Linked DNA regions of Mus musculus: regions 2 and 3 are each linked to region 1. Evidence: chromatin loops called from intact Hi-C (ENCODE). Cell type or tissue: left cerebral cortex. All regions are shown on one strand.

Region 1 (8,000 bases):
TTTTCAGTGGCTAGTGTGTTTTATATGGGAGTTATCCTGTATTAGTTATCAAAATGTAAAAAAATATTGGTCACATCTAAAATGCAGCAAAATATAAAAGTACATACATACCCTTGTTTATAGAAATGTCTATTTTTCTTCTAATAGCTTCTATTGATTTTAATAGTGCTATGAAAATTTTTATTCATGTTTTACTTCAAAAGACTATTTTAAAAAGAAGCAATGCAGAAACAGTATGACTTGCTTTGGAGAATGTGTGCCAGAAGTCTTTTTTCCTTGACATTTAAGGATATGTTATAAAAACAATGATAGAGTTGAGTTCTTGCGTGTCTAGGGTGGGACAGTCTCCAAAGTCTATGGTTTTATTTCAAAGGTTTACATGAAACTATATTACATTAATGTAACTAAAATGCGTGTCTACTATGAATATACTGCAATATGTATCAGATTATTTCTATTTATATAGAATATAATGGACTTAAAAGCTGTTTGTTTGTTTGTTTGTTTGTTTGTTTTTTTCCTGATCCCTGGGTCTTTATTTACCCTTTACCAGCCAGCTACCAACGACCACGCCACATCCAGGCAGCAACACACAAACAGGCAACCAATGAATCCAGCTGTACAAAAATCTGATGTTTGTAGTAAGAGATTTAAACTTAAAAATAAAGGAGAAGGAGATATAGAAGAAGAAAAAGGAGGAGGAGGAGAAAGGAAGAAAAAGAACAAGAAGAATAAGAACAAGAATGAGAACAAGAAGAACAAGAAGAACAAGAAGAAAACAAGAAGATCAAGAAGAAGATGAAGAAGGAAGAACAAGAGAAATAATAATAATAATAATAATAATAATAATAATAATAATAATAATAATAATAAAGAAGGAGGGGGAGGAGAAGAAGAGAACTAAAATAATACCAAGTGACATTAAACTTCATCTTCCAACCAACACAAATGGTTTAACGATTTAAACATCTCATTTCTGTTGTTTACCTGGCACAACTCCAGTATCAAAAGCAAAGAAAGCCTAAACTAAAAGATCAGCATAGAGTAATTTTAATTGCCTAACTTCTTGAAGCAGAAACTTGGAATTGTCTTGAAAAAGTTATAAAAATTAATAGAAAACACAGGAATAAAAACATATAACAAATTATATTCTGTCATTTACAATACAAACAAGGAATCTGCCATCTGTTTTGTATGTATGTTGACAAAAGGAATCTACCCATTAATAATCTGCACAATGTTATTGCCAATATGTACAGGACTTTAAAAGAACCTTGACAAGGAGGATCATACAAAAGAAAAGTTGGTCAGACTTTATTAGAAGAAACAGACAAACTAGAGAGACTCTTGGCTAGTAATATATATACAATTTCTAAAAATCAATTTCCAGTATTTTAAGAATATTCAAGTTCTATTTACGTGGTCACAGTTGATAAAGCTGTTAGTGATAGCTGCGGTAAATTACTCTTCAATTCATGTGTGTGGGAAAGACTGGCATGTTAACACATGTTAATAGAAGATTAAGTCCTCAAGTAAAACTCATTTAAAAAATATTTCTCAATAAACTTTGGTTATACATTGTAAGTATCGCAAGCTAAAATTTTTAAAGGAGGTAATTAATGAATGCATTAGCTATCATTCATTCCATGGAAAGAGAAAAATCTTTGATGATTTAGGTTTGGTGAAGGACTTTATGGAATTTTAATGTGTTAAATGAATACACTAATCAATCAAGCTGCAAGGTACACACTGAAATTCCCAGGGTCACTGATGGTGGTTACCTTCCTGTGTTTGAACTCAGCTTCAAAACTACGTTACAATATCTCAAGTACTATAAACACTGCCAGGAAAAAAATTGTCTAAGTAAACTTCCCTGATATGAACATGTATGCATATATGCTTGCACGTGCATGTACTCACAGAGGAGGGGGGGGGAGAAAGGGAGAGAGGGAGGGAGGGAGGGAGGGAGGGAGGGAGGGAGGGAGGGAGAGGGTTGGAATGAGGGAGGGAGAGAGAAAGAGAAAGATAGAGAAAGTAAATGTATAAAGATAAAATTTGTCTATTATGCCAACCAGATATTCAAATTATGGCTAGTAGGTCGCCAAATAGATACTTTAAAATCATATCTTAGTTTTGAAGTATCTTATTTACTTTCCAAAATATTAAGTGTTATCTATTTTGTTTGTTTGTTTGTTTGTTTGTTTTCTAATCTCTGAATCTCATTAAAGCTATAAAAATCCAACGGGAATATAATTAAAGTGCAAAAGGCTCACCCTTTAAATAATCATAGAGACAGCCACTGCAAATAATCAAAATTAATAAACTGACTTTAATACTAAAATCATCACTATTCTTCTTATCCTCACACCTTATATTGTTTTGCAAAAGTGCAAAGATGATTAGACAACATATTCATTCTTTTTGGTGAATTTATTTGAGGGATAAATGTAACGAAATTGGACACCATAAAATAAAACCTAAATATTATTTTTAAATATATTCCAAAACTCAATTTATTTGGAAAAGTGCAATAAACTAGTGCATTCACTTTGATAATCTAAATGAAAGAATAAGTCTGGGGAGATGGCCCAGTTAGTAAAGTGCTTCCTAACAAATATGAAACCTGAGTTCAATTTCCAGAATGCAATGGGCAGTTGTAATATACATTTGTAAAACCAGCATAGGGAAGGCAGAAAAAAAATGGGTCAATCTAGCCAAATCTGTTTCCCAAATCTGTTTCCCAAATCAACGACTGCCAGTGGGAAATACTTTCTCAGAAACTAAGGTGAATGGAGGCATCAGACATCAACCTTTCGAATCTCTATACACTGCACACACACCAACCCATGGGTATATGCACACACAATGCATAAATAAAAACATAGATGGATAAATAAATAAACAAAAGGATCTTGTTTTGTTATGGACCATTGAACAGTAATAATTTTGAGTAAATTAAACTACACTTTTATGAAACTACAAATAACATATTAGATACTTCCTTGGAGAAGATATCTGTTATGTTATTTGCTCAGATACATATTAAAATCTAACCTTGTTCATACTAGAACTGCTAGTAAAATGTATATTTCAGGTTTAGTTCACATAACAATATAATATCTACTGTGTTGGTAATCTGAGTTTTCTAGCTGTATGAAGTGAACAAACACTTTAAACGCTCAGTCTTCTATGTATCAGTTGTCTATCTAACAGACACACACACACACACACACACACACACACACACACACACAATTTAGCACATATACCTAGAAAACTAGTGAAAACCTGGGTTTATAAGTCAAAGCAATATGCTATCCAGCCAATATCCTTTTGCCTTTTGTCTTTTCTAGTGGTATTCTCTAGAATACAACCGGAATTGAGAACACTATCTGAAGCACATCAAGATTTGCTTCATATGGAATGTTATCTCAGTGTTATACATGTTGGTTCATCTGAGAACAGCTACATACATCAAAGACAGACAAAACAAATTGTAGTAATGAACAAAAACAGCAAGGAAAATAATTAAAGAAATAACTTTTGAGGACAGCACTGAAATGTCCCCTAATGAACCACTTGCAAGTGGTTAGAAGCTTGACTGGCTGTGTCCTTGTATGCTACTATCAGATACTCTATTTTAGAAACTTTACTTATACTGCAGCAGTACACAATGTGTACATGAGAGTGCTTCTTACAATTTGGAGTAGATTTGCTTTATGAATAAACATAAACAAGTTAAGAGAAAATTTCTAGGAATATTAAAAATACCCTTTGGAAATGTAAAATATGTTTCTCTTCTATCTTGAATTTTTACGCAAAAAAATTATGGTCAGGTTCACAATGATAGAAAAGATGCCATTGCAAAAAACAAAAGAAAAACAAAAACAAAAACAGAAACAAAAACAAAACAAAACAAAAAAAACCAAAGGCAAAAACAAAAACACCCTCTTTTACTTATCTGGCATGAGCCCCTACAAATAAATACTCTGTTGAGGTAAAAATGATTGTTTTGGATTAATTAACTTAATATGTTTTTAATAAGAGATCTGGGATACAAGAAAGTTCAATGGCATTATCGAGGTACATGTCTGTTCATTTCTCACTAACTCAAAATCAAAACTTAGCAAGCTTTTCTCCTTTACCAGACATAACACATTTGTACTGGCTAATTTTGTGTCAACTTGCCACAGCTGGAGTTATCACAGAGAAAGGAGCTTCAGTTGAGGAAATGCGCTGTTGGGCATTTTCTCAATTAGTGATCAAGGGGGAAAGGCCCCTTGTGGGTGATGCCATCTCTGGGCTGGTAGTCTTGGTTCTATAAGAGAGAAGGCTGAGCAAGCCAGGGGAAGCAAGCCAGTAAGGAACATCCCTCCATGGCCTCTGCATCAGCTCCTGCTTCCTGACCTGCTTGAGTTCCAGTCCTGACTTCCTTGGTGATGAACAGCAGTATGGAAGTGTAAGCTGAATAAACCCTTTCCTCCCTAACTGCTTCTTGGTCATGATGTTTGTGCAGGAATAGAAACCCTGACTAAGGCAACATTAAATACACTAAGCAAATTTCTGTACATTGTGGGGAACACAGTGCAAGTTTAATGATTCTCTTTTAGAATTGAGAGAAAATTAAGTAATTAAAAGTTTCGAAACATTATATCGTGACCTGTGACTCAGAAGAGCAGCAATGCCCACTACAGGATGCCAGGCAGCGCTTAAAATGAAAAAAACCCTTTATGCCCATTATCAAACATATTTAATTCTAAAATCTACTTCAGTCCATATGCTGAGACTGGAAAGCTCTATCATTTAAAGCCTTCTTTAACCATCCCACCAGTTTTGGCCTTTATTGAACTATTACAGGAGCTTATTCTTTTAAAATGCACGCTCAGAATAATCCTGTGATGTCAAAAGCAAGCCCACAATGGCCATCTCGACATCTGGTCTCGCTTCCTTGCACCAAGCGCTGCCCTTCCCCCAGGCTTTTCCCTTGATTTATCCAATTTTCTCTTCTCCTCACTCACATTTCTGTGCCATTTTTTTTTCTAACCACTCCATATGCTTAGGAAGTCTTCCAGATTACACGTTTCAAGCGACTGCAGCCTCCTCCATACACCCCAAAAAGCAGCCTGCTCAAGCATGGCAACCACGACCTTTTACAGCTTTTTTCCCCTCTCCGAGTTCGATTAAAATCTCTTATTTATTTTCTTTTGCAAGGATATTACACCTGATACAATAAATTTATTATTAGTTGATTTCAGAAAGTTTCATCATTTATTTACCATACTGGCAAAAGTGAATATTTTATAAAGACTCATTATGATTTTTAAGATAGTAATGATGGCAAAATTATTATCCTAAGATGATGCTTTTGGCTATTTTAAATGTTGATTACAGTGGCTGTATTAATCATCTATGAAAAGAGATCAGTTTTTGTTCAAAATAAATTTTAGATATTTCTATCCTGAAATCTTCAAAGCAATCTTATATAACTGAAAAATTATAAGCAAAGCCAGAAATTAAAGGGAAAGTCAGACATTTCACTTTAAAAAAATGAATTAAGTTTTCAAAATCCCTTAAAAAGTCTTATCATTGAGAATTCATAACACAAATGAGAAAGAGCAGTATAATATGCTGCAATTGAAGAAATGCGTTTGTATAATAGTTTTTATTTCTTGGTATCTGTGCTAGGGATTTTATAAAAGGATGGACCGCTTTCTTATTTCATGTTGCCTACACAAGCATGTAGGCAAGCTGTGTGAGTTTCTGAGCTTGAACTTTCTCATTTTTCACATTAGTTGTAATGATTACCACACCTATCCCACATACTATTTGTTTGAAGTGTAAAATATGTATATGTAAACACACATACTTACATATATTTAGTTTTTCTTGTTTATTTTGACATATATTTTTGTTTTATTTTGGTTTTGGTTGGTTGGTTGGTTGTTTTGTTGATTGGTTGGTTGGTTGGTTGGTTTGGGGCTTTTGGTTCTTCGGAAAGTTTTTTAGTCACAGGTCACATTCTATAGCCGAGATTAGCTTCATAGTCATGGCAATCTCTCTGTCTCAGTCTCTCCACTGCTAAGATTACAAGGCTAATCCAATATATGCACTTATAAAATATTTTTGATAACAAGTACAAGTACTGGTCTATGAAAATGCTAGTGATGTTGAAGAAAATGAGTACATGAAAACAATTTCAAAACTAAAGATTCAAGCCAAATCAAAGAGGACATATCAGTTGTTCTGTAGGATACTAACAACAGTGGCTACCTGAAATATGTATGTGTATGTGTATATATATATATGTGTGTGTGTGTGTGTGTGTGTTTGTGTGTGTATGTGTGTGCATATATATGCATAAATGCATATATGTATGAATACATATTCATGTATAAATGCATATATTCATATATATACATGAGGACAGTTGAAAATGTGCATTGTCTTGGAACATAGAAACTTTGTTCAGACACACTAAAATATATTCATTAGGAAAAGTTGAAGACAGTATAATCACAGACAGGTTGAGATTTGTAATAACTGTAAAATTCATGTTTCCTTCTTATAGTTTTTGTTCATTTTTGGTCTTTGTTAATTTTTGAAACAACCCCTCTTTCTGTATCTTTGATAATCCTGGAACTTTTTACCTACCCCAGGCCGCAAACCCATAAGGATCCCGCTGCTTTAGATCTCTGCATGGGGGAGGGGGTAACTGAAGTGTATCTCCCAATATCTGTCTGATTTCTCTGTCTACAGGGTTAAGATGGTGATTTATTTCAACTTACTTCACAAGGTGATCTATGGACAAAAGCGTCAGGGTCTACTTATAGACTTATGAGTGCATCACAATGTGTGTGCTTGTTCTGTAAGGAATTCCTAAAGTGTTCTGCAGAAAAGAGCTGAAATCATGAGACAAAGCGTGAAGAAAAGATGGAAGTTGGAAAAGTCTACACTGTTGTTAATGACGTGGAAGTTGGACACATGAACAGATTAAATGTGACAGCCTAAAGCCAAATGATAAAATAAAGGTGGCTTTGGAAGTTATGCCCAAGATATATGGATAAATAAACACATCAATTGCCAACTTTAGTATTTAAATCAGATGCATAACGAGAACAGCCCCAAAGCAGAATGACCTACCTAGAAGTTCTCTGACATGACAACAGAGAAAAGAGGCTTATAATCATAAACAATGTGCAGTTTCTAAAAGGGGAGAGATCCCATGTTATATCGGAGGAAACATATCTCACAAAACTGTAAAATGCAGTATTAGATAGCTATTTATTTGAACTGCTACTGGCCAATATTGTGTGACTATAATATTTAAATCAGTAAACTGTTAAATAATATTCAAATGAGATCCTTAGTTTTGGGAGTTAAGTTTAAATGGTTATAATTACTTATGGCTTTATCTCTTGTTCTCATGGTTGGAGACCACTTCCATCATTGAATAGATCTATTTATAGGAGTACTGATTTAATATAAGACAGTTTTTTAATGTAAGACAGTTTTTTAATATTGAGTTAAATGACAAAAAGCTCAGAGAAGCCTAATCTATAATACTAAATGCATCATAAAACAAATAATGTAAACATAAAGAAAATACATTTTCCTAATAAATGGTCTACATGTTAAAAATCAAATCAACTGAAATATGGTGTTATCAAGGACTTCATGTGGTCATTTTCTTTCAATATATTAAACTTTTAACATAATTTTGCATTTTCAGAGGAACTAGCAAAGTTTATTGTATTAGAGACTGATTATATTTTTTAGACTTAAGCCATTAAAGCATCTATGCTTATCATTTTGTGCCACTGATACCTAGCATGCACTCAGTAACTATAGATAAAGGAATCTCCCTTCCAGTTCTAGCAGTAAAGATCACTCAGCATCTGCTTCAACACTTACATTGGCAAGAGATTTGCCACCTCAGAAAGAAAGCACTCCGTTTTTAACAGTTCAGTTTAGAAAGAAGTTACTTCATTACAGAAATTCCA
Region 2 (8,000 bases), 270 kb after region 1:
TGAAGGTGACTTTTTAGATCAAAAGGTAATGTGAAAATCTTGGAAGTCGGTAATTTGGAAGCCCCAGGAGCAGAATTGGGCAAATCAGGATGGGTTTTCTTCTTGAGCAAACATGATCTCGGGACATTTTGGAATAATTTCCTCTTTTCATCTTTTGCCACTTGAAGGAAACTGGGAGGTTAAATAATTCTCAGAACTCAGAAATTTCAAAGCTGTTCTAAAAATTCTTGACTGAGCCCCAGAGGAATTTTAAAAAGGGGTCAAGTTTTTTTTTTTTCCCTCTTCATAACTAAGCTAAAGTTAGACCAAAACAATACACACACTGGCACGTTAATACTGGTTGACTGGGCACTTGTAGGCAGTACTTATAGACCAGTAAAAGTGCTCGTTTACCTGTCTGGTGTGTAAGGGGCCCTTTGTCTTGAAGCCTCCTTGGGAGCTGCACTCTGAGGCACTGAAGTGATCTGAACTAGTGGAGGAGCGTTTGGAAAGGGTGTCGCAGCCCCCAACAAAGGTGTTGTCCAACGGGAGCTCTTGAATGACGTGGTGCTTTTTCACAGAAACTGGAGTGTCAGGTTTGAGATGAAAAGCGGGCTGAGGAGAGGCCGACTTGTAGTGCTTGGCCAGGTCAGGGCTGTTAGGCTTGAAGGTGGTTGGAGGGGCTGGGCCCCAGTCAAATCTTCCTATACCCTGTTCCTCCAGCTCGGCAGGCAGGCTTATGGTCCCATTGATGGGTTCATGAACGGCATCATCGGGTTTGGACTCTTCAATAGTAACAAAGTTCAAAAGAGAACTCTTGGGCGACTTTCTTTTCTTCCGTTTCTTTTTCTTATTTTGTTTATTCTCCTGGTTTGGGGACATCCATTCAGCCCCTTGTTTGCTCCTCTGAGCGGCCTTGAACCTGGACGCATGGCGACAGCGCACCAGCACCGTGACAAAGATCACAACAATGACCACCATGGCCCCAGCAACGATGGCAATCATGATGGTGAGATAGTCCTCGTTCTGATAAGGTTGACCACTATCTCCTATGTTCCGGTCCAGTGGGGTCTCCATAGTCCTACGGATCAAGTCATATATATATGAGGTGTTTCCAGCAGTGTCGTTCACATAAAGAAATACCAGCACGAGAGTGTGCAAAGCCTTAGGGTACCCCAGGTCACTTATGTTGACCACAAGACGGTGCAGGCCCACATCAGTAGGTGCTGGCTTCTCTTCTAAGGTGATATTGCCTGTTACTGGATCAATCCGAAATAATCCCTTGTTGTTCCCGCTCACTATGGTATACTTGAGTTCTGCATTCATTCCGGTGTCAATATCCACCGCAAACACTTCAGCAACCACAGAACCAGGAATGGCTGAGAGGGGCACCAACTTAAAGGAGGTGTTGGATGGTGGAGAAATGACAACTGGACTATTGTCATTGACATCCATGACATTGATAGTTACTTTTGCAGTAGAGGACCGTGGTGGCTGTCCCCCGTCGGTGGCTTTGACGTCAAACGTGTAGGAACTCTGCTGCTCTCTATCAAAGGAGACATTGGACTTTATGACTCCTGAATAGGGATCCAACACAAAATTTTCATTGTCATTTAGAATGGAAAGAGTCACAGCTTTATTCTCTCCAGCGTCTTCGTCTGTCACTGTGATTACCCCCACAGTACTATACTTTGGCAGATTCTCAGACACAAAAAACTGAAAGTGATTATGAGTAAACTTGGGGCTATTGTCATTCTCATCCAGAACAGTAACTATCACTGCTGCTTGGCTCTGGAGGGGAGGGGTCCCATTGTCCCTGGCAGTTACTGTAAAAATGAACCGCTCTTGTTCCTCCCTGTTAAAGACTCTGGAGGCTGTCAAAACTCCTGTCTTTCTGTCCAGATCAAAGAAGGAGGCATTCGGTCCAAGCTGATAAACAATGTCTGCATTTTTTCCACTGTCTTCATCTGTAGCACTAATAGTTGTTAAGTATAACCCACGTCGGTTGTTTTCAGAAACTGACAGCTCAATTACAGGCTGGTTGAAAATTGGTGGGTTGTCATTTTCATCCTCGAGCTTAACCCTTACCAGGGCAGTCTGATTCAAACTGGGCTTCCCCGAATCAGAGGCAACGATTTTAAAGCTGAATTCTTTGGTGCCCTCATAGTCCAGCAGAGAAGAGGTCTCTAGCAGATACTGGTTGTCATACACTGCCTTCAAATGAAATGGGACCTCTCTTTCAATAAAACAGATCACTTTGCCATTCACATCTGTGTCCTTATCTGAAACTGTAATGAGGGCAATCTTTGTATTGACAGGGTCTTTCTCAGAGAGATACACTGTGCCATTGATGGGACTTATAATGTACCTGAGGTCTATGTTTGGAGGGTTATCATTTACATCGGTGACATTGATGGTCACGGTGGCTCTGGCAGGAGTGGAGCTGCCGTCACTAGCCAGCACTGTCACTTTGTGAATGGCTGTCTCTTCCCTATCTAAAGACCTCTGAACTGTTATCAGCCCAGTTGTATTATTTAAAGCAAAGAGTCTTTTGGTTGCAGGGGCGACCTGGGCACCAAAAATATACCGGATTTCAGCATTACTGCCTATGTCTGCATCAGTGGCATGGAGCTGAATGACAGAGGTCCCCACAGGAGCATTCTCTGGAATATGCACTTCTACTTGACCCTCTTTAAACACTGGCCTGTTGTCATTGACATCACTTACTGTGACCTGGAGAATAGCTGTGCTCGATTTCTGTGGCGTGCCCCCATCCTCCACTTTGATTTTCATCACATAGGTATCTTTTTGTTCTCTATCCAAGTTCTGCTGAACAATCAATTGCGGCCACTTTTCTCCCTCCGGAGTTTCCACGATATCCAGTCCAAAAACACTCTGTCCATTTAGTAATTCATAATGCTGTACCCCATTGAAGCCCGTGTCAGGGTCTGTGGCTGATGGGATTGGAAAGCGGCTGTTGATCAAAGTGTTCTCTGGGATGGAAATATTGATGACAGGAGACGGAAACATGGGGGCATTATCATTGGTATCCTTGACAATGATCTTGATTTTGATCAGCCTGAAAAAGTCATTGGGGAGGATCACTACTTCAAGTTCAAAGAAGCACTCGTTCTCCTCAGCGTATGAAGCCCCAGCACAGAGTTTCTCTCTGTCTATTCTGTTGGAGGTTGTGAAAATCTCCCCAGTGCTACTCGATACTTTCACCAGAGGGGCATCCCCAGCTTTTGAAACCAGTCTGTAGACAAGGCTGGCACTGGTCCCCGTGGCAGCATTGATGTGAGAAATATTCAGATCCTTTGGTATATTTCCTATGGGCACATTTTCAGGCAATTCCTCTCTAATAGTGTAAATAAGTTCTTGAGCTATTGCGGAATCCAGCCTTAAACAGGCAATCAGAGCAGCCAACAGGTAAAAATCCCTCAGGTCCATGATAATGTCTTTATGTTCTTTTCCTGGATTTTAGAGTTTAAAGGTTCCCACTGAGGAGTGATGCACGAACTGCAAGAGGAAGTGTGCATGGACTGGAGAAGGAGGAGGAGGAGGAGGAGGAGGCATTACATCTCATCTCTTATGTGGAGACAGCCACTGTCAACACAATTGTACAGACAATATTATTCTTCAGTAAATGAAAACACAGTCACCAAAACATCGAAGCACACTCTCCCTGCACATTAGTAAACATGGCAGTTTGCTCTGCCACAGTTTGTAAGTTAACTCTGTGGCCACTGAATATCCCCTGCTTGTTGCATTTGCCCAGAGAAAATGAAATTCATCTACTTTTGAATTAAGGACAGCAGCAGCTATTTTTACCTGGAATCCCCCCACCCCCACACTGTTTTGGTTTTATTATAACACTGTTTAATTCAAAGTGTGCATTCTTATTTTGCTTTCCCACACACCCCCCACCCCCATTTAACCCTCCTCCTGGTCTCTAGCCCACCTCCCCTAGTTGTTTGCGATGGAAAGAGCTCAAGTATTTAGCTATGATTGCTGCCAACTGCTTTGTCACATGTTAGATATGATGTGTTTTCTTCTCTGCCACACTGAGTCATCTCCTCCTCTCAAAAGACTGCTTTTCCTTCCTCCCAGTTCTTCAACTGTCTCATAATCCAACCCTCCTGGAAAATGAGCATTCGGACATGCTGCTGCAGCCGCAGCAACAGCAGTAGTCACTGGCCACTAAGGGTTCTCATTGCCTCAAAGCACAAAACCAAGACTTGGCATTTCTTCCTCGGAGGGTGCTCTCCTTTCTCCATATTTCCACATTGCCCCCGTTGAGATAAATAAACACATTAAAACTTTTTAAAAAACGTATCCTAATAGACAATTGCTTATCACAGAGGTGGACCAGCATGCCGGGATGGAAGTGAAACACAGACAACATTCCTATGTAACATCACGGTATTTTTTTTTCTATTGAGCATAAAAGAACAAAAATGCAGTTTCTTAATCCGGTGTCTCATTAGAATATTAGTAACATTTGCTACACATAAATACCGCAACCCGGTAACACACGTAGAAGAACTTCCGCTCAGATGCCCCTCTAACTGCAGTTTAAATGGGTGCAAGGCTCCAGGCAGCTACCCACCCGGAGTAAGACTGGTCAGCTCCCAGGCTCTAATCTTATCTGCATTAGGCTACACAGTAGCTGATGCCCGCGATTAGTTCCAGCTGAGTGGTGCAGGTGGGGATGCAGATACAACCCAGTAGGCGAGCTCTACCCTAGCCAGCTACCCAATTACAAACACCTCTCATCTACGCCGAGGACACAACTAAAGACGGTATTTCGAATTGTTAATGCGAAACTTTACACTTACATTAGTTGCCTCAACCTTGCCCCTTTCCCGGTAGGCTGCAGTTAAGAAGGATTTGCTCCAACACATAGAAAGCCATGCATCTGGTAGCACCAGTTTGGGGAGAATTCAGAAGCAGCAAAACGTTTTCTCCTTGTAAAATGTGTGGCTTCGGGCTGGCAAATTAGCAACTCCCGAGAACAAATTCACAGATTTGTCGTTAGTCATTCTCTCCACATTTCCTCGCTTTTACCCACTGGGTCTGGGCTCTTCTGGTATTTAACGCACACCACATCCAATTGCACTTCTTCAGCTCGGGAGTGTATCCCACCGCATCCAGCCTACCATTTGCATCCGATGGCAATACTGCTGAAGTCTCTAACTTCTAGTAGGAAACGTCAGAGTTGGGTGATGGTGATTTTCTGGATGTTTTCCCGGGGTGCCAATTGCCCGGCAAATTCTTAATCCGTGAGTCCTTTCGCGCTTAAGAGACTGAGGCTCTCCATCCTACCTCGCGTACTCTTCGTTTTTCCCTTCTCTTCTGCCCCCCTCTCCTTCTCCCTCTCCTCTCTCTCCTCTCTCTGAACTGAATTTCTTGATATAACTCTCAATAAGCCCAGAGGGAGGGCGTGACGACCGAGGCCCCACCTCCGGGTCCTGATTGGCCAGCATCTTGCAGTGCGGGAGGCTGCAGAGGGCTGCGGGAGGGGGCGCGGAACAAGGCGCTGACTGTCTTCAGCCTCCCCCTCCCCAGCGCCCCTCGGCAGCCGCGAAAACCTGGAGGAACGATCCCGGTCCCGGGAGAGCTGTTTTCAGGACGCGCACTGAGCATGCCCGGCAGGGGCCAGCACCCGGGGTGGCTCGGGAGCTCTGGAGCTCTTACCCAGCTTGCGGCGGCGGAGCCAGGGCGGTGCGGTTGCACCGGAGCGAAACCCGGGAACCTAGATTCTCGCCACCGGGTGGTGAGGGTCATTGAGGCCGCTCTTCTCTTGATGCATTTCTGTCTGCAAAGTGGAAAGGGCTAAATTGCAGAGATGGCTGAGACGCGCAGCCACCCCTCAGTGAGGAGTTTTGGCCAGCAAATCCTGGAGCGCATTAAACCATTAAACCGGCTCTGTGCCGGGTGCTGCAAATTGAGGCATTTGCTGGCAGGGACATCCGAAGGAAGGGCGAGGAGGGCGGAGAGCTAAAGATAGGGCAGTAGACATTTGAGTCTCGGTGGAAAATGGAAAGAAAATTAATCTGGGCTTTTACTGCGTGCAGGGTCACTGAAAGTGCCTGGGGAAAAGGTACGTTGTAGCTGGGGTCCCTGGGCGCAGCCACGGACAGTTTGCTGAGCAAGAAGTCTCCTTTCCTGGGATCTGATCGGAGCTTAGGCGCCTGGTCGTGGCAGAGCCTCTGTCGTTCTTTTGCCTCGCAGGGAACCCGGAAAACCTAGCTCTCTGGAACGAAGGCTTCATCTGAGCCTGCTGTCAGCTCACCTATGTGCGAACTTTGCTTCCGTCTGGCTTGAAGGAATCCCAAGCAGCTGTTAGCCAAGCTGCAAAGCTCCTTTCCCCCTTGCCACTTACTGCTGGACACATTTCCCTGCCAGGCATGGCCCTGACTTCAGCTCTGTAGTACATCCGCACAATCTTGTTTCTCATTTTTATACCAGGGCTGGATGGGATACTTCAGAAAGGGTCACCCTGATTTCTGTCATATTCCCTCAAAGCCTCACTCATCTTTAAAAACCAGTAAGTTAGGAAGGTTTGGCAGCACCGGTGCCAGACAGGTGCCTGAATAAAGTTTGATATAAAACCCTATTAGTTAAGTAACAAATCCCCACCTGAATGGTAATATAAAGGTGATCTGAGGTCTTACAGCATGGTTGACTTTTGCTAACTTGGACGAAGAATACAGGGCATTTATTCTAAACCTTGTGTTTCTCACACTGTGGCAGGATGTAATGGCTTTAAATTCGGGCTTTTTAATTTGGGAGAATCTCACGTTTGTGACTATTGATACTTTTTTTTTTAAAAAGCATGAACATTTAATTTTTGATAACCAAGTTAAAAGTAAAAAACAAATCACAAATCAAGCCTTCCAAGTCTCTAGTGTGTAATCTGAAATTTAGCTGTCTTGTTTGGCATCACCGTTTTCTCATATAAAAACGTAATTCCCATTTAATATTAAAACTTTACCTTAGGTGCATCCTCACAGTAAAATCTCAATGTCTAAAAGTTCACCGTGCAATCTTCCAACCTCTTGTGCTGTAAGATATTTTTCCTTATAGGCAGTATGTTGATGGTGCTTGCACTCAGTCAAAAGGTAATAAATTAATATTTAATGTGATTAGGATGAACAAGGTTTAAAGAAAGAAGACCCCTATGTGTCCGGATGTCAGGAGGACGAAAACAACCTCCCCAAACAGCTCTGGTGAATTAGAGGTTCGTTCTTTTCATTGCACTGCGGTGAATGATCTTGTGCCATTCACAAAACTGAAGCGAATGTAGCATGTTCTTCTGCTTGCATATTCGCTGTGAACTGTTCTGGTACCATCAATATCAACAACAGCACAGCTACTTTCCAGTTGGTTTCATGGACAATGCGATTATATATTAATCATACCACAGTCATGTCAAAGTCAGGTAGTGGCAGCCCACAGCTTAACAAAAATTATTTAACCTCATTAATAACCACGGGTGTTACTCTCTGTGAAGAGATGACTTTATTTGCTGGCTAAGGCCGTTATTTACCCCATGCTTGAAAAAACGAAATCTTAATACGAACCAGGATGAAGGCTAGGGGAGAGGATACAAATACAGCATGAGACGCAGGACCTCAAGACTTCAATGAATAAAAAACCTCAGGTCAAAGCCCCAGAATGGGGCATCTGGGCATCCTTTTCAAAGGAGACTAAGACAGAGAAATAGGGCTCTTGTATCAACCAGGACACTATGTCTCATGTGTATGTAAGATAACTAAATTACAGAGATTCCTTCACCATAGTTTCTTAACAACTTAATGTAGATTGTGCAGACTTGTCTCTTTTATTCTATTTCAGCTGTTCGACTTTATAATGATAAATATTATTTTGTTAATAATCCTAGAAGAAAATTACACGTTAAATAGACCTTTGCTATTTACCTTGAAGTTCTTGCCTCAAATACAACATACTTTGTTATATGATTTCAAGTACACTACAATACACTATAATGTTTAAAA
Region 3 (8,000 bases), 92 kb after region 1:
TCCCTCGGGGCATTGATGTCAGCTTGCATCAAGACTTCAGAAAAGAGGAGAGAACATGCAGAATGAAATGTGAGGGAGACACTGAAGGAGAAGAAATGCAAGGGCATGGGCTCCCAAGTCTTCAGCACAGTTACTAAAAATATGAAACACTGCTAGTGGGTTTCTTTGGATTAAAAAAATGGATAGAGAAATTCAGCATCCTTTCATAAGAAGAGAGGATTAAAGACTGTCAACATAGACAGGACAGAAATGGAATTGGGAAAAGAAGTATCAGCTTTTGGGAATCCACACATTATAGGCAGGCCTGAGACATGCATAGAATATAGAATTTGGATAGTTGGGGAAAGGGAATTAAAATTTCTCCAGTAGGCATGGGGAGTCTCAGAAGAAATCACAGTAACACCTTAAGAAACTGAGGTTTTTTTCCTGGTCCCTTTATTATTGAATTTTCTGATTATGGCTATGGTGCTTGGTACCATAGATGTTCTCATATGAATGTTTGAGTTGGTCTGGAGTTTTACTCAAGGTTTTGATTCTCTTTTTATTCCTCACGGCTCCTTGCACAAATTCTATGTTCAGACTATGCCATAGGTTGTATTGTACAAATTTCTCTTAGGTTTTCTCTCTCCTGCAGAGTCCATATTGTTGCCCAGATCAATGCATCTGACCTTTCACATTATTCAACAGCTTCCTCTAATTTACTTCTTCTGATTTCCTACTGCACAGTGCTATTTATCATCCCCAGGGCAAAACCCCAAGCCCCCATACCATTAATGATATTCTATTATGCTAGCATAAGTGTCCTCTGAGAGGCTCCACCCAGCAGCCAATGGAAAGAGATGCAGAGACTGACAGGTAAACATTAATGGAAATCAGGGAATCTTAGGAGACTTGAAGAGGACAAGGTCTCCACAGGAAAACCAACAGAGTAGTCTAAGCTGAACCCTTGGGGGCCCCCAGAGACTGAACTACCAACCAAAGAGGTGCTAGACATAGACCCTCCCAACATATGTAACAGGTGTGAAGCTTGATCTTTAAGTGGGTCTCCCAATAACTTGAGCAGGGGCTGTTGTTGAATTTTCACCTGCCTGCCTGTAGATCCAGTTATGCTAACTGGGCCATTCTGTCTGGTTTCAGTGGGAGAGGATGCACCTAGATCTGCAGTGATGTGATGTGCAGGGGAGAGGCATATAGTGTGTGAGGGGATGAGGAGAGAAACATGGGAAGGATCTGCATGAAGGGGTACAGGGAGAAAACGGGGCACTGATATTGGAACGTAAAATGAATATGAAGTAAATTAATTTTTAAAACGAACAGAAAAGGATATCTCTTTAATTAAAAAAAATAAGAAGCAGAAAATAGTTTATCAGGTTACTTTCAGGGCTACTAAGTTTTATTTTTTTAAATGTAGTCTTAGACAGAATTGAAAATCCCACCACATTTGCATTTAGTTGTTACGTGTTTTAAAAAATCCTTGTAATATACACTGCTAAAATGCAATTGAGTATGATGGGTGTTCTGTGCCTCTTTCAAGAGAAATCAACACTTATTTTATGTGTAAAACAACTTCCTTTCAAAATTGATTATTTTGTTTTCTTTCTTTTTTTTTTTATGGGGGGTGTTTCGATACAGGGTTTCTCTGTGTAGCCTTGGCTGTCCTGGAACTCACTTTGTAGACCAGGCTGGCCTTGAACCCAGAAATCCATCTGCCTCTGCCTCCTGAGTGCTGGGATTAAAGGCATGCGCCACCACCGCCCGTCATGATTATTTTGTTTTCATTTGGTTAAGTTTTGTATTTATTTTCTGTTTGTTTGTTTCTTTGTTTTCCTTATGTCATCTTCAGCCAATTCTCATGCTCCCAGCATGCCTTCCTTTCCTCTTCTTCCTAAATGATAATGGCAGAATTCTAACAGTTAAAAAAAAAAAAAAAAAAAAAAAGAATGGTCAACGAAGTTCTTTGGCTCATCTAAGCAACCCTAACTACAAGCCCAAGACCCATCAGAGCTAATAAAAGACGATCTTCATTTCAGTTGATTTTACTTTTATCAATGACCAATGGCTTGTGCTGTTGTTCATTCCATTTTATTAGGTTAAGAACAAAATTCTCTGAGAACAAGATAATGCACCCTTTAGCTATGTGGGCTTCACTAACATCTATAAAAATGGTGCCAAGATTGTACTCCAGCAATTAGCCTTCAGTGTGGGCTGCTAATGGATTTTGTACTCAAAATACACTAAAAATCCTTTAGATAATGCTGCTTAGGAGATGCTCTTAGATTCACAGATAAGAACAGACTAACAAACCTTGCCTATATCAAATAGAACTTCTGTTCAGATGAGCTGATAAAACTTAGATTGTAATACTGGTATCACAGAATAAGTCTAAAAAGCATTGGATGCACTGTTAAAGTCAAGTTCACATGGATCAATTTACAGATCACTATGTTGGCAAGCACTGTGGCTTTGCTAGGTGCTTTAGTTTGCCAAGGAACTGAGATTCTGTAATTTATTTCTTTTTACTTTTTTTCACTAGGGACAATCTACTGAAGCAATGTTTTTATTTCACTGTGTTTGGTTGAGTCATTTGATCTCCATGTATTAAGTTGAAGTGGTAGGAAAGATAACACTCGAAATATATGCATATGCATAACAGCAACAAATAAAACACTACAGGAATTGTCCAAATGGGAGTGAAACCATAAAAGTATTATTTGGCTGAATAAACAACCATCAAAGGTAGCAATAAAACCTAACTGCTAATAGATCATTTTCCTACTGTCTAACAATTATATTGATAGGATGTATTCCTTTCCAATATATGTGTGCACCACCTGGTTGCTTGGGAACCTAAAGAAAGACATGAGCTATGATATATCTTTTATAGAAACTGCTCGCATGGAATCATGTGGGAGGATCTGTCTTAGGCTATCCATGCCCTTTGAGTGACTCTAGTGTGAAAATCATCTTTCCTCTACATCCAACCTTTTGGCATTCTGATGTGACATTATCATCTACAAAGGTCACAGTCAAGAAAAAATATAAACATGTTCCAAATTATCACTCTTTCTCTCTCTGCTTCTCTCTCTGCTTCTCACTCTTTCTCTTCTTGTGATGTTTTATGTAAGTTTGTGCATTTGTATTTGACTTCCAAATTCGTAACTATTCTTTAATGGACGTGCTTATGGATTGCAGCTTAGACAAACCTAGCAGTATTCAGATTTCTTGGTTCCCATTTGAATGGCTACTCAATACACTCACATTATCCACTGAGATTAAGCCCTGGAACTGCATAGTAAGCACCACCTGCTGAAGGGCATGTACCACTCTTACCCTCCAGGAACCCCACCCAAGTAAGAAGCAAAGAGTCTCCAATCGCTCATGCTGTGTATTTCTAATTATAGCCTTAACCAGAATGACATCTGCAATAAAAAGAGTGGCATTTTCTCTTTGATTTCTCATATATAAATAAATCACACAACACTTTAAAGGTTAAGTTATGCAAAATATATGGTTATGTACAAAGGACTCTCCCTCCTTCTGTTCTCTGGAAATTGACATCCAGGAGATCTCTATGAGTGTTCTATTTCTACCTCAACCCTGCTGCCTATCAATTCCCATTCAAAATTTCACTGGGAGACATTCAGGATGCATTGTCAGAGATAACATCCCGGGGAGTGGGGGTGCATGCAAAGTTTTTCAGTAAAAGTAAATGTATTGGTTAGGATGCATGTTGTCATTCCAAGAAAAATGGAATCGAACAGCCCGACATGAGCTCTCAGGGTTTAAAATATGCCACTTACACCAAAAGCCAGGTCTCGTGACTTAAAAAAAAATAACCCATCTTGCATAGGGAAATGTAATGCTAATGCTAATGTTAAACTGGAAGGTTAATTTAAGGATCTACTTGGATTAATAATTTAAGACTACTTCCCTACAAGTCCTGAAAAACCTGTTAGCAGTTTCCATTCTACGTAAAGTATTTGCGGGGTTGGGAGCCATACTTTTCTTTCTTTCCTTCTTTCTTTCCTTCTTTCTTTCTTTCTTTCTTTCTTTCTTTCTTTCTTTCTTTCTTTCTTTCTTTCTTTCTTTCTTTTTCTCTCTCTCTCTTTCCTTCCTTCCTTCCTTCCTTCCTTCCTTCCTTCCTTCCTTCCTTCCTTCCTTCCTTCCTTCCTTCCTTCCTTCCTTTCTTTCTTTCTTTCTTTCTTTCTTTCTTTCTTTCTTTCTTTCTTTCTTTCTTTCTTTCTTTCTTTCTTTCTTTCTTTCTTTCTTTCTTTCTTTCTTTCTTTCTTTTTCTCTCTCTCTTTCCTTCCTTCCTTCCTTCCTTCCTTCCTTCTCTCTCTCTCTCTCTCTCTCTCTCTCTCTCTCTCTCTCTCTCTCTCTCTCTCTCTCTCTCTCTCAGTAATTGTTTCCCCCAAGAAGAGGAGGTTTGGGGTGTTTTGATAGAAACCCTGCCAAGCAACCTCTGTCACTGCGTGCATGCTTTATACCAAGGTCTTAACCTCAAAACTGCGGCTTAGGATGCATGAGAAATGAAAGTGAATGATCTTTAAGAGAGATCTCCATAACTCATTCATTTCAAAGAGATTCAGACATTTGTTCATCTGGTGGAGTCTAACAGCAGAGCTCCTCGTTCCAAACCTAGCAACAGAGTGTGGCGTGCAAACAGGGGCTTCGTGGCAGGCCTGGCTGTACATTTCTCCATCCGTAAATCCATCGATTTCTCGTGTGGTTAACAAACGCTGCATTTTGCAAGAAGGTACAGTAAATTTCAGATATAGGCCATAAGTGGCTGTGCAGAAAGCCCTTGCCCATATGCTCAGAGCCTGAAGTGACACTGTCAGGAAGGCAGGGGAGCAAGGCAGTGCTGCTGAGACGGATTAGCAGGCAGCCTGGCCCTTCTGTTTGTTTTTCGTGGAGTTGTGCAGTGAATCAGGGCATCAACTCCCACACAGATGTATATTCTCAGCCTTGGAGGAAAGAGGCCAAGAACAAAAATCAGACTGCACGGGAAAACAAAAATAACCATGGATGGGATAGAAGGATGGCTTGAGCATTTGTGAGCTGAATGGAGCTATGCTGGATGCAAGGCTTGCCACTCCAAAGCTATTTGGCTTGCACAGGAAGATCACGAAAGCCTACCTTTTCTCCATAGGTTTGTGTGAACCTTAGGAGTAGGACCTGCGCTTATTTATAGAGATTCCCCACTCAGTGACTCCCATAGTTTCTGCACACTGAAGTTATTCATATTCCCTTCTCTAGAGCTGAATTTTTCTGTAGGATCAGTTCTGTTATACTGACAGGCAAACAGAGGGACCCCTCATGGTTAGAGTTGTAAATAAAACTGCTGGAAGACTTTGCCATTTGGAAACACTTCAATATTTATTGTGCTGCCTTGTTCTTTGAGCCCTAGGAGGTCAAACTTGTAACCACCAGGGAATATTAAATTACTTGTTAAATGTATGTATTTTTGTAACCAGATATATCTGATAGTTTGAAATTAAAAATTGTCTATACTGAACTTCAACATTACTTAATCAGTATTTGTTTAAGGAAAGTTGTGTTCTAAAATATACTGCTCTTTGTGCTTAAGACATGAGAATGAATATTAAAAAATAATCTTAGTACAGATACCAGCACATTGTTATGGACAGAATATTATACCTGACATTAATACAATTGCAGACAATGTTTTATGGGTATAGATTGATAAACAAAGTGACTAAAAAGAGTAATGTTTAAATGAGAGAAAATGAAGAGACCAGCTTCTAAAATGTCTTTTTTTGCTTTCCATTGCTTTGCCAAACTACAGTGACCAAAAACAAATTGTGGAAACGGGATTTATTTTATCTCATAGTGTAATAGTTCATTACTGAGAAAAGACATGCTAGGGACTAGAGTATTCAAATGAAGTAAGGCCACTTAGGAACATGGGTTACTGGAAAGCTCCCAACGGCTTGCAGAGTAACACTGCCCACACTAGATTGGACACACTCACAGACAACAATAGCCAATAAATCAATCAAAACAAAATAAATGTCCCAAAGACATGCCTATAGGCCAATCTGATAGGGACATTCTTTCATGTGAGGTTCCAAGGTTCCCACTTCCCAGATATCCCTAGCTTTCATGAAATTAAAACAAAAACAAACAAAGAAAGAAACAAACAAAAAGAAAAACCCCCAAACCTACCACCAACAAAAAATTCTAAACAACACATGCATTATACCTCATATGGGAAAGCATTCTGGTTCCCCTGTTTAGAAAACAATAGAGCTATCTCAAGAAGCAAAATTAGTTGTCTCTTCACTTGTATAAGAGAAGGCCATGAGCTCAGGCGTCCCTTTTTCAATGATACCTTTATTTTAGGAATCATTGCCTGAGGTCATTATGAAAACTAGGCAGGAGCTAGGGCATCCACCTGCAATGCTGGTACTTAAGAGGCAGAGGCAGCATATTTCTTAGTCTATGTTACAAATTCCAAACCAACCAGGGCTACATAGTGAAATCCTTTTTCAGACATCAAGCAAACAACCACAAAAACATGCTTTTTTTAAAAAAAAAAAAAGGAGCCTAGTGTTCCCTGGTAGCTTATGGGATGCACTCGTCTATTCTTCAGGGTTAATTTTTCAAACAAAAATATTCACTGTCCCAGTCTAAGGAAAAACTTCCAATTTGAGAAATTCTAGTACAGTGGCAATTTAAGAAATTTAAATCTGAGCCTGTACAGAAATATATGTTCAGGAAAGAGAATACATAAACATAAATATATTCCCTACTATCTTCAGAAGAACAGCATGCAGCTAAAAATTCCACAGATAGACAGGACAAGCTCTCCGACAGTTAGTGTTTGTTCATCTTCTTGTCTTCAGAGAACAATGGCTTCAGAATGAACAATAGTGAATTCAGCGGGAGTCACAGAGAAGGAAAATGTTATCTAGTTGACCTTAAATGTTTGTCACAAGCTTTCCTGCATTTTCTCCTGAATCCCTGGCTGAAACGATGTGTAGTGCACAATACACTGTAAAATAATGAAAATCCTTGCAGGTAAAAAAGAAAACATTATTTTCTTCACTAGAGAATTGCTCTTTGTAGATGGATTTCACATCCTAATTTTTGTTTCAAGAGGTACCCCATGATCTGACAGTGTTTATCCTACAGTAATCCTTATATGAATCTAAGCAATTTGTTCTTCTTTCTGTTTAATCTCCCACAGTCTTTAGCAGTGGGGAGAGAAAAACAAAACAACAAAACAAAGCAAAAAAAAAAAAAAGAAAAAGAAAAAAGAAAAAAGAAAAAAAGACAGAAAGAAAGAAAAGAAAAGAAAGAAAAGAAAAACAATTTTACAAGAATCAAAGTTAATGACCCTATCCATACAATCCCCATCATGTTGGTACTTCAGACATTGGTATTGCTAAGAGTTAATCCCTTTCAGGTTGTTCTCTACTGTGTGTCTATACAACCCCCTGAAGATAATGCTACTGACAAGCTAATGGAAATTAAAAGAAACAAAGGCAGAGTGAAAAGAGATCAGTTTATAGTAAAGTTATCACAAGTTTACTCATCTATAAGCAGCAGGAAGTTACACACTGGAATTGCACAAAGTCGTTCTAAAATATGCTGTCGTTTGGCTCAAACTTAACGGAAGCTTAGGATGGTGTTTTAATGATCTGAACAGCGACTCTGTCTAGCATCAGATACAAACTAATGAAACTGGCAAGTTGTCTACTTTAAGCCAGCAAATTCTCTGCTCTAAAAATCATGTCTGTCTGACAAGCAGGAGGCTATGTCTCACAGCAGAGCCAGGGGCATTTACATACCTCAGATTTCCATATTTCATATTGTTTTTCTCCCCCAGATACAAAACAACAAGTATTGATTCAATATCACCCTGCTGACTCTTTTAATTGAAATCTTCAGCATATACAAACATGTCAAGAGTTAGTAATAAAAAGTACAACTAACAGCTCACAAGCCATAGCTATTGATCACTGGGGGATTAG

Evidence for each region. Peaks named below come from ENCODE experiments on the same cell type or tissue, not always from the same donor. Only the 100,000 strongest peaks of a DNase experiment are listed, where the experiment ranks them.
Region 2: a loop joins it to region 1, with 13 times the contacts of the local background. A loop is called at or near these places in 2 of 42 quality-filtered maps.
Region 3: it touches region 1 in a loop (2.5-fold over the local background); 3 of 42 quality-filtered maps call a loop at or near these places.

Annotation. Positions count from the first base shown.
Region 1 is chr14:93,616,423-93,624,422 of GRCm38, forward strand. All of the region lies in intron 2 of Pcdh9 (protocadherin 9), which reads right to left. Among named protein-coding and RNA genes, the nearest start is that of Pcdh9, 270 kb to the right of the region's middle. In left cerebral cortex, no CTCF peak of the experiment used is centred here; DNase peaks (open chromatin) are centred at 4,998 and 7,920; H3K27ac peaks cover 2,110 bases.
Region 2 is chr14:93,885,304-93,893,303 of GRCm38, forward strand. It overlaps Pcdh9 (protocadherin 9), which reads right to left and starts at 5,366. Exons shown (of 5, transcript NM_001081377.3): 1 at 4,818-5,366; 2 at 394-3,585. The coding sequence starts at 3,429. In left cerebral cortex, CTCF peaks have their summits at 3,226 and 5,629; DNase peaks (open chromatin) are centred at 612, 919, 1,844, 3,273 and 8 more places; H3K4me3 peaks cover 6,777 bases; H3K27ac peaks cover 5,432 bases.
Region 3 is chr14:93,708,849-93,716,848 of GRCm38, forward strand. The region is part of intron 2 of Pcdh9 (protocadherin 9); the gene reads right to left. Among named protein-coding and RNA genes, the nearest start is that of Pcdh9, 180 kb to the right of the region's middle. In left cerebral cortex, CTCF peaks have their summits at 4,813 and 6,952; DNase peaks (open chromatin) are centred at 3,293, 4,948 and 6,911; H3K4me3 peaks cover 198 bases; H3K27ac peaks cover 3,981 bases.